2 separate regions of the Mus musculus genome follow, and region 1 is linked to region 2. The links are chromatin loops, found by intact Hi-C in ENCODE. Cell type or tissue: left cerebral cortex. All regions are shown on one strand. Each heading gives the region's core, and the rest is flanking DNA. Links, peaks and the distances in the headings are about the cores only.

The links. Hi-C counts contacts between places; a loop is a spot of excess contacts. Peaks named below come from ENCODE experiments on the same cell type or tissue, not always from the same donor. Only the 100,000 strongest peaks of a DNase experiment are listed, where the experiment ranks them.
Region 1: it touches region 2 in a loop (6-fold over the local background); 4 of 42 quality-filtered maps call a loop at or near these places.

Annotation. Positions count from the first base shown.
Region 1 is chr1:179,801,674-179,807,046 of GRCm38, forward strand. It overlaps Ahctf1 (AT hook containing transcription factor 1), which reads right to left and starts at 2,342. Exons shown (of 36, transcript NM_026375.2): 1 at 1,680-2,342. In left cerebral cortex, for the core only: a CTCF peak has its summit at 2,294; DNase peaks (open chromatin) are centred at 1,364, 1,503 and 2,128; H3K4me3 peaks cover 2,369 bases; H3K27ac peaks cover 1,488 bases.
Region 2 is chr1:179,544,129-179,549,436 of GRCm38, forward strand. It overlaps Tfb2m (transcription factor B2, mitochondrial), which reads right to left and starts at 2,148. Exons shown (of 8, transcript NM_008249.5): 1 at 1,694-2,148; 2 at 770-858. The coding sequence starts at 2,003. Cnst (consortin, connexin sorting protein) reads left to right here and starts at 2,401. Exons shown (of 11, transcript NM_146105.3): 1 at 2,401-2,488. In left cerebral cortex, for the core only: a CTCF peak has its summit at 2,530; DNase peaks (open chromatin) are centred at 1,570, 1,883, 2,230, 2,594 and 2 more places; H3K4me3 peaks cover 2,486 bases; H3K27ac peaks cover 1,486 bases.

The DNA.
Region 1 (5,373 bases), core at 264-5,263, 260 kb after region 2:
AAGAAAATCTGTGCAATAAGGCTGGATTAGAATAGACATGCTACGGAGACCTTTAAGCTAACCTAGAGAAGGAACACTTCATTCTTGGATTTATAAAGTTAGGATCTTAGCCTGGCGTGGTGGCGCACGCTTTTAATCCCAGCACTCGGGAGGAAGAGGCAGGCAGGCGGATCTCTCAGTTCGAGGACAGCCTGAGTTCCAGGACAGCCAGGGCTATACAGAGAAACCCTGTCTCAAAAAAAAAAAAAAAAAAAAAAAAAGCCAAAAATAAAATAAAATAATAAAAAAAATAAAGTTAGGATCTATGCTTTATTTGTTAAGTGGAGATCTGTGCTCCAACTTTAAATGTTTACAAATAATTAGGTTGCCTTACAAACTGGTAACATTTTACTACTAAATTACTATGTGGTTCCCACCTGTAATCCCGGTTATTCCCTGGGCTGAGGCAAGGACAGAGAAAAATTCAAGGATCCCCTGGCTACAAAGTGATAAGTGTCTCTCAAGAGTAAAGAGCAGGTCCTCTCAGAAGCAGGTTCTGCGCCTAACATGTGCGAGGCCATCCTCAGAACCACTAAAACTACAAACTAAATCACGGAATGTAGTCTCCCCATAGCACAAACATCACCGCTTGAAATAGGTAAATTCACCCAACAACGTCTGTCTTCTGGGAGGCTGACAGTTAAAGACAGTTCTTAAAGCCCACAGATTCTTTAGTATATCAAAAACCAAATTATATTTTCTTCTAAAGAATCCACGCTCTTTAAAAAATGTCTCCAACTGTCTATTAAAAAAAAAAGCACCCAAACTCAGCGACTTGGTTAGATCTCAGTGGCGGGGCTCGAGCTTAATAAGCTCGAGGTGGTAGCTTCGATCACTGGCATCAAAAATAAACAAAAATAACAACGCTCACTTTCCTATAACAACACACCTCTAAGAATGGCTGCCGTTTGCTTTAGGAACCGAAAAATCACAAGATCCCATGCTGGGGACACAACTCAAGTGGTGGAGCGCTTGCCTGACATGTGTGAGGACCTGGATGTGATTCTTCACGGTACCAAAAAGAAAGGTTCCACAAAGTCAACAAAAACCACCTGTCTCAAAAGGACCATGTGTGTACCTATCAATTCAAAAAGCAGAGTCGACTCTCCAAAAAGTCAACCAAAGGCAAAAGTCATGGGCCTTACAGCTCGCAGATGAGCTCCGGACACGGTTCTCTTAGATGTCCTGGACCAGATCCACTCAGCCCTGTGGCCCGCTTCGCGAGTGAAACTTTTTCCCCCGCCCAGGACTCACCCGAGCCAAGCACAGGACCATGTGGAGCTCACGCCAACGCCGGAGAGACTCGGAGCGCCCGCGGCTGTCCGCGGGGAACGCCCCACAAAGGTCTCCATCGCTCCGCTACACCCTGACGGCCCGGGGTCTCGAGTCAGACTCGTCCCGGGGGGCGGAGATCCCGCCCGCGGGCGCGGGAGACGAGCCCGGAGGCTCGACTCTGCGGCCATGTGCCGGCACCCGCCGCCAGGGTTATGTAACTAACGCCCGAGCGCTGGAACGAGCCGCACCGGTCGCGGCTCGCGGACGCCGCTTCCCCGCGAGGCGGTGCGCCCGGCCTAGGCCCCGGGCCTCGCCGCCCCGGCCGCCCCGCCCTCGGCGCGCGGGCCTGCGGTTCCCCACCCTACCTGAGCCCGCGGGCCAGGCCGCCAAGGGCCCCGGCGTCGCTGCTTCCGTGCGGTCCGTCACAGCATCTCCCGGGAGACACGGCCCGGCGCGCGCCCCGGGCCCGCGGAAGCCGCTTCTCGCTCAGTCTCTCGCCGGTCCCCTCAGGCCCCGGGTGCTCCTTCGCCCAATCCCGGCTTCGAACTCGTCCCACCGCCCGCGCCGCGTCCTCCCCGCTGGCGACTCGACTTACTGGGCTGGCACCGCTCGGGCCGCGCTCTGCGCATTACCCCGGGCGCACTGCCCGAACCCCACACACACAGCCTCTCCGCCCAGGGAAGGATCGTGGCCAGGGCGGGGATCCGATCGCAGATCGCGCTGCGGGGCTCGGACTTCTCGCGAGGGTTCCGGCCTCTGGCGCCGACTCCGCGGGAATTTTCAAACTTTCCCTACTAGGCCTTTCGCAAAGGGAGAAAACCGAGACGACGCCGGGAAGAAAGATTCATTTACGTACAGCAGGGTCTCTCCGCCTCCTAGGAGCAGATAGGCGAAAGACTACAAGTCCCATAGGGCTTTGTGCGCTGGGCGTAGTGTAGGGCGTGTCCGGCTTTGCGGAGCAAGGGCCGGCCTAATCTAGTGGCGGTTCCTGCTGGCAGCCAAGCGATAATCTTTCCGTCTATGACTGCTGCTCTTGCCTCCGTTTTTTCCGTTCTGTGCTCCAACTCTTCAAGGAAACGCACACACACACACAAAACCCAGACTTACTGAGAAACTCTTACTCTCATTTTTTTTTTTTTCTCAAAAAGCAGAGAGTTCAGGTCGCCTAGCCTAATCTTTTGTCATATATCTGACGCTGGGTAATTCTGCTGGCAGAGCTTCGTGCTTGGCATGCACGAAGCTGTAGGTTCCATTATGCCAAACCTATGTTTTCTTTTCGATTTGTTAGTATTGAGAGACGAGGAGTTGGGCAGACCCTTAGTAGACAAACAGGGACATGAGCCATGGCGAATTTCCAAGATGGCCAGCTTTTTTTAACCTCCTGATTTGAGACAAAAACCTGGCAAGCTTTTATCATCTACCTGCAGGTCACCTGCTGATGGACTGGTTCAATAAGTTCAAAGCCTGATTAGAACACGTTACACAACTGTAGTGGACCGATCAACCATCCATCCTTTCTGCCTTCAAACTGACCAACACTAAAGTAGGTCAGGGAGGTTTTAGAGGTTTTACAACCCCCAGGCCTCAAGAAGAGACTGGATTTTTCAGCTTCTCAAATCCCCTCTCTGTTTTGTAGAAGGTCTTTTTCTCTGTGTGTTTACTGCCTGCAATAAACGCCTTTTTAACTGCTAATTCTGCTACTGCTTGTTGTGCTTTGCCTTTTAACTCTTCTAGTCTTAACAGTTCTTTTTTTTTTTTTTTCCTTTCAGTTTGTTCTAGACATGGTTTCTCTGTGTAACAGCCCTGGCTATCTTGGAACTCTCTTAGTAGATGGGGCTGGCCTCAAACTCACAGAGATCTTCTTGCCTCTGTCTCCTGAGCCGTGGGATTAAAGACCTGAACCACCCTTTCATTCTTTTAACTATCAGTGAAAACAGATCCAATCAAGATCCCTAGACTGTATCATTTCTAGACTGTATCATTTCTAGACTGTATCATTTCTAGACTATCATTTGGAGCTCATCTTTGGGCTTTCTTCTGTAGACTATCAGTATCTCTCTTTGAAGCTAGACCCAGCACCAAAGAATTTTCAAACAAATGAAATAGAATGTGTCTTTATTACTGAGTTGTAAGAGCACAGGCAGAATCAGGAGGATCTCTGTGCGTTCAAGATCAGCCTGGTCTCCATAGTCGTTCCAAGGCTACATAGAGAAACCCTATCTCAAACAAACAAACAAACAAACAAACAAACAAACAAACAGAAGGGGGAAGAGAGAAGGAGAAGACATTAGTAGACTGCTTTAATCAGGAAAGCCTGTCTCTACTACTCTCTCTCTCTGCACAATTTTTGAGATAAAGCTGCCTCTTAGAAATAAACTGTTTATCTTTGTGACTTTTTCTTTATTCACTGCAAGATGTAAAAGTGTGCTAGTTTGCGCAAGGTATTATTCTAAATTGTGAGAGGAAGAAGTTAGACAAGATTTTGCAGTAAGTGTTGTGTGGTCTGGTTCTGTTTTGCTGGTAGTGAATGGGGTGTGTGAAGACTGTCTCATGTGCACCATTGGCCTTAAACTCAGTGTGTAACTGAGGATGACAGTCAGGGCTGGGGTTACAGGCATGCACCCCTTTCCCAGTTTTAGGTGGTTCTTAGGATCAAATTCGAGGCTTCATGAACGCTAAACAAGTACTCTACCAACAGAACTACATCCCCCATCCCTCTTTCTTATGAACTAATTTTCTGTTTTCAAACAGAAAACCTGCCTTTGTCCTACACCCATGTTAGTTTCCATCCCTGCCTGCCTTCCTCTTCTGTCTATATTCCCATCCTTTGGAACAAATTTCCTTCCATATCAGACTCCTTGGTAGTAAGAAGAAGATGGATTTTCAGCCCAGGAATTCTACCACTGAGCTTAGTAACTGGGGAATCAGGTGACCTTTTGGGCGTTTGTTCGTTAATCATCTGCAGAGCACAGAGGACTGACACAGAGCACAGAGGACTGACACAGAGCACAGAGGACTGACACAGAGCACAGAGGACTGACACAGATTCTTTAGGCTGAGGATTAAAAGTCCAGGGGTGGGGGTGGAAAGAACTGGGCGTGGTGGCACACACCTTTAATCCCAGCACTCGGGGAGGCAGAGGCAGGCAGATTTCTGAGTTCGAGGCCACCCTGGTCTACAAAATGAGTTCCAGGACAGCCAAGGCTACACAGAGAAACCCTGTCTCCAAAAACAAAACAACAAAACAGTTCAAAGTACTGGCTGCTCTTCAAGAGGACCAGAATTGGACTTTTCGTTCGTTTCTTTTGTTTTTAAAGGCAGGATTTCTCTGTGTGCCCCTGACTGTCCTGGAAATGGGATTAAGGTCGTGTGCCACCACAGTCCAGCCCAGAATTGGATTTCTAGCACCTACATAGTAGCTCACAACCATCTGTCACTTGAGTTCCAGGAATCCAGCACCCTCTTCTGCCCTCCATGGTCACCATTGATACACAGGCCTACACACAGGCAAAAATACACATGTAATAAAGAAAATTAAATAATTTGAAAATTCTTTAGATTGTAAATTTAAAAATCTGTTCCTTCATACCTAATACCCAGACCAATATATGATGGTTCAGATTTCAATCTTTCTTCTGTCATTACCAACAGACTGGTTTTTTGTTTTGTTTTTTGTTTTCAGTGATCAACTATCAAAAACCTCAACCAACCATACCTGGCCTATTTCCCCACAAATGTCCTTTTTTCCTTTGCTTTTTCCCAAATGTGTTTTGCCTTTTTGCATTCTTTTCTCTCCCTATTTTCTTTCTTTCTTTTCCTTTCTTACCACTTACTTACCCTACACCTCTTGTTTGTTTTGATACAGTCTCTCTCATCTCCTTCCATAGCCCAGGATGACCTTAGTTTCCTGGTCTCCCAGTCCCAAGCTCTCGCGTGCTGGGAATACTGGTATGCACCACTAGAAGAAGTTTCATGCACTGCTGGAGATTCAACTCAGGGTCTGGCACATGTTAGACAAACCCTGAACTACTCCCCCAGCTCAGTTGATGTCTTTGAGAC
Region 2 (5,308 bases), core at 1-5,000:
GTGACCAATTATATATCATTCAGCTAGACTGTATAGGAAGGTAAGATGGGACATAGTTCCTCCTGATCTTAAGGGAATAAACTACACTCATTTAACAAAAGGTAGATTAACAACTGAAAAGTGTAACCACAAATTAATGGGAGCCTATGTAACAAGTGTTCCTATGTAGATCTAGAGAAAGTGTCCAACTTCACGCTGAGAGTCAATGGAGAATGGGCAGCTCTGTGGGGATGAGCTGGAATAAAAGGGGTGTGACCTGAACCAACCAAAGGTGGAAGCAGACCCAGGGCCGCTCCGTTCAGATTCTTAGGCTCTCTACGTTTGTCATTCGTTCCTCTTGGGCAGAGGGTGAACGCTTCTGACAAAAGAACTCCCGATCCTCTATGAATCAAGGTAGGCCAAAGGCAGTTCTCACACAGAAAGCTTACAGTAATTCTCAGGCCTATCATTTCTTTTGCAGTGAGGTGGTCCTAGCTTCTGTGTCTATCCTGAGAATAGGAGTTCTGCTCTCTAGGGCTTGATTTGAAGAACAGGAGGGCAGAAACACTTTCTTCCTGAAGCTACACCTGAGGGCTTCCAACTGTCCTTTATTCCAAAATACTCACTTATTATTAATGAGTCATGCTTTGAGGTTATCATTTTCGGGGCCCCAGTAGGAACTAGAAAAGAGATTTCAGAACTCCCAAGCTTTCAGAAACTCAACAAGCATGGAACACTCAACAGGTCCTAGTCTTTATAGATATATTACTTTAGGAACATAAAAATATACCTCCAAATGTGGAATAAAAGTCTTTTCACTTTCAAAGGCAACCACTCTGGCACCAGCTTTAAGTAATGCCCCAGTCAGGATTCCAGGACCTGGTATATTAACAGAAAAACTTTATTTGCAAAATAAACAACATACTGTCTGATTCTGTCTCTCCATTTCTATCTGTCTGTCTGTCTGTCTGTCTGTCTCTCTCTCTCTCTCTCTCTCTGTGTGTGTGTGTGTGTGTCTTTCTCTTCCTCTATTTTTAAGACAGGATCTCACTGTGTAGCTCTGGCTGTCCTGGAATTCACTCTGTAGACCTCGATGGCCTCCAACTCACAGATCAGTCTGCCTCTTGCTGGGATTAAAGGTGTGTGCCATTGCATCCGGCCACAGTCACTTTCAAAGTCGACTTTACACAAGCTTCAACGACACAATGTTTCCAGATAACATTCTTTTTGCATATAGAAAACTATGATTAGGCAGTTACCTTGAACCCACAACATCTCAACAGGTAAGCTGTACAGCCTTCTGTCTGTCAGTGACAGCAACACTTACTGTCCTAACAAATGTCACTATTTCCTAGAAGAAAAACAAGTATATAAGATAGTATGTAAGATTGCGACTACCTCTTACTCACGGACTATTTGAATGTTTAGCCATAAAAATTACTGTCAAGTCTAAACGAAATGACTGTCAGTAAGAAGTGATGCTTAAGAAAGAAAAAAATACAATTCAGGGTCAATGAGAACGCTCAGAGGGCAATGGCGGTTGGCGTAAAGCCTGAACACTTCGTTTCAATCATTGAGATCACAAGTGTAGGGCGAGAACTGACTCTCGCTAAGTCGTCTTCTGACCTAAACACGCGCGCATACACAATAAACAAACACTAATTTAGGATATTGGGCACGTAAACGCTAAGGGCAAAGCTTCTGTTCAACTCACCTGGATTGCACTCTAGTATAATTTGACGGGATGGGTTTTGGTGCTCCAGCAGGTCCCGTACCAGGTTCCTGGCCGCTTTCTTACATGCTATGTGACGCGTAGGCTCCGATCGATTCCTGGATGTCCACGGGGACGACTCCTCCAAATCAGAATCAGGCAACGGCTCTATATTGAAGTCAGAGAAGCCGCGGCGGTTCCTCGTTTGCCAGTCCTTCCGCGTCGCCGCTCCGGACCCTAGAATGCAAGATGGGCCGCGGGCCAACGCTGACAGCGCGATCCGCGGGGGAAGCCGCATCGCCGGTCCCCTCATCCTCCTCTAAAGTCCACCTCAAACACCAGTTAAGGTAGCCTCTGCGAAGAACGCAGAGCACCCCATCACACGTGCACACATTTCACCACCACACTAGGCCGGGCGGAAGTAAACATTACGAATGGCGCATGCGAACGACCTAGCCTCAGTCCTTTGCTCACTCGCTTCCGCTTCCGCCTAGGCTCCGCCCCCAGGCTCCTGTGCGTGGACTCTCCGGGTGTGTCCGTGCTGGAACTCTATGGTCGCCCGCCCTCCGCACTTCCTCTCTAGCCGCGGTCTCGCACTCTATGCTCCTCGGTCCGGCCGCCAGCCGGGAGGGTTGCGCAGAGGGAGGCGGGGCGGGAAGGCTAGAGGTGTCCGATCCTCCAGTGCCGCGGGAGACCCGAGCCGGCGGTGTGACAGCTCGTCGGCCGCCATGTCAGCGCGCGGGGCTGGAAACAGACCCGGCGCCCGGCGGTAGCCCTTGCATTGCCTCGGATGCCCAGGTAAGACCAGCAGCCCGGCTGCAGGGGATCAGCCGGCTGGCGGCGACCGCCGAGCTGTGGGGAGTCGCTGGCTCCTCCCCGGGCGCTGTCCTCCCCGGAGTTGCAGCGGGTCCCTCTCGCATCCGCCCCCTCTCGGATCTCCTGTTTTCCCCGCTTTTCTGCGGGTACGCGGTTGTCGCGCGTCGCGCCAATTTCTCCGCGCGCGCTCCCCTCCCCGGGGACCCGGCAGCTTCTACTCCGCGTCGGTGTCTCTGTTCGGTGGCCCGTCGCCTGTGCCAGCTTCCCTGCGGGTAGCTTTTATTTGCCCCCATATACCTTCTTTCCCCTCCACAGCTACCTCTTTGGTTGTCAGGAACCGCCGAGTGCCTCCCTTCTTTCCCTCCCTGTGGGCCAAGATTTACCTTTTCTTTTTAATATGCATGTTTGCAAGACTGAAATTTCAGGCTGAAAAATTTTAATATTTGAAAGCTTAAAATTCCTTCCCATGTTTAAAAGGATTAAAGCCTTAGGAAGCTTCCTTATTCTCTGTGTAAACTTAGTTAAGCACATTGTACCGTAGAATGCAATTTAAAAGGCCGATTGCAAAGACTAAAAATAGGATACTCTAATGGGAATTTTGGCAGTGTTAGAAGATCCTTTTCTTTGAGAGTGATTTCGGTGTTTGGGGATCGTACTCAAAGCTTTGCCCATTATCCCTTCCATCAAGGCTGGAAGCTGCGGCCAATCAACTTCTTAGTTTAAAATATGTACAATCCTTTCTGCTTACTCTGCTGGCAGCATAATTGAGCTTGGCATATAAATGCACAAGGAAAGAGTTTCTCAGGAATGTGTCACCTGCCAAGTAGCCTCAAGATTGCCCTTAGCTAATGAAACTCTAGGGCGGAAAGAATTGACACCTGAAGATGGCCTTTTTTGCATGGTAAGTTAGTACACTGCAGAAGCTATTAACTGTTGTTCACTGATCTTGATTTTGTTAAGTTTTTGTTTTGTTTTTTAACATCCTTTCTTTATTGAAATTATTCTTCCCAGGCATGGTGGTAAAAGTCTGTGCTCCTGGCATTCAGGAGGCTGATTACCCACCAGTTGGAGGCCAGCCTGGGATGCATAGAGTTCAGGGCTAGTTTAGGATATAGTGAAACCATGTCTCAGGAAAAGAAAAAAAGCAAAGGTGACCCCCCCCCATTGGCATTTTGATAAACTCAGAAGGATTCTAGACTTGCACCCCTCCCCAGAGCTATATTTTAACAATTGAATATGGCAGAATGATTTTTATAATTTTTATTAATTAAATAATTAATTAACTTTACCTCACGATCCTTGCCTCCCCTGCCTCCTCTCCTCCCAGTCCCTCCCTCAGAATGATTTTTAAAAAATATCAGAGCAATAACAAAATTTACTTACCCAGTATATTCTTGAGTTTTTCATTTTTAAAATAAGCCTCTTAAGGCAAGGGGATTGTAGCTCAGTGGTAGACCACTTCGCACGTATAAGGCCCTGAATTCCAGACCTAGCACCATTTTTAAAAATTTCACAATGCCTGTGGACCACAGCCTACTCAGTCCAAGGAAACTTGGGGCAGGGTTTATTTTCCTTTTGAGTGGTTGGCGTTAGGAAAGTTATATTTATCATTGTCCTTCTTTGTTAGGGGTCAAAGCCTGGGCTTTGCACACGCGCTGGGCGAGTGCTCTGCCCTGGAGCTACCTCCCCAGCTCCCTGTTTCTGTTTGTGTATGTGGTATGCATGTGTGTGCCTGTGTAGTGTGATGTCACGTGACTGTCACTGTCCACTGTTTTGTTGAGACATGTTCTGTTCCTGACCCTGGAGCTCAGATCCTGCTGGGCTGGCTGTCCGTCAGTGTCCACGGCTCCGTCTGCCTCCATCCTCCACGCACTCAGGTTATGGGTGTGGGTCTTTGGGGATCAGGACTCAGGTTTCCATGTTTTCTCTGCAAACGCCTTCCCGCCTGAGCCCCCACCCTTGGTTAACTCAGCATCCCTGGCACTGCAGGCCTTTGCCATGTGCCTAGTTGTTTCCCTCTGCATAGAGTTAATGGTATACTTGTCTGCATTTGCAGGTACTCGAGCAATACAGAAAGCACCCACCCCATGTCCATTTCACTTTTAAAATGAATCTTAGAGTCAGCATTTAGACCTACATTTTTAGAAAAGCTTAATTAAAGTTTTTTTTTTTTCACAAATTGCTTAGCAGTTGGGGCTTTTGTATCTTGTGCAATTTTTGTGCCTTTGAAGTAATTTTTCTTTCTAATAGTGCCTGCTGGTTTCTTTATGGCTGGTTTTAAATTATTTTTCTTATTAAGTTATCATAATCAGATTGCTTGAGAACGGAAACTACTGGTTTCTCTCTTTTTTTTTCTTGTAGCTTTTAAATGAGAATTGAAATTGGGAAATACTAAATGACAGTTCTGGCTTGCATCAGACTCAAGGCTGGAGAAGCATTATTCAAAGGCGTGGAAGATAATTCTAAAACTTGACTAGCAGTCCCACTTACCAGGTGGAAATGGTCTTAGTGGCTTTACTCCTCTGTATAGCAGAGTTACAAGTAGTTGTCAAGATTTCCTGCTAAGTCTGCAGCTCTGATGTGGTTAACACTCAGCACATCTCAATTAGGGCTGACCCTGTTGCAAATGTCCAAGAGTCACTTATAGCCAGTGCCTCCCTCATTGGCTGGCACATAGCTATAGCATTGCTGTTTGATGCTTAAAATGTCTTTCTACCTGGAGAGTCTGATTCTCTTGGGATACATGAAAAAAAGCCTCTCTCTCTCTCTCTCTCTCTCTCTCTCTCTCTCTCTTCCCTTTTA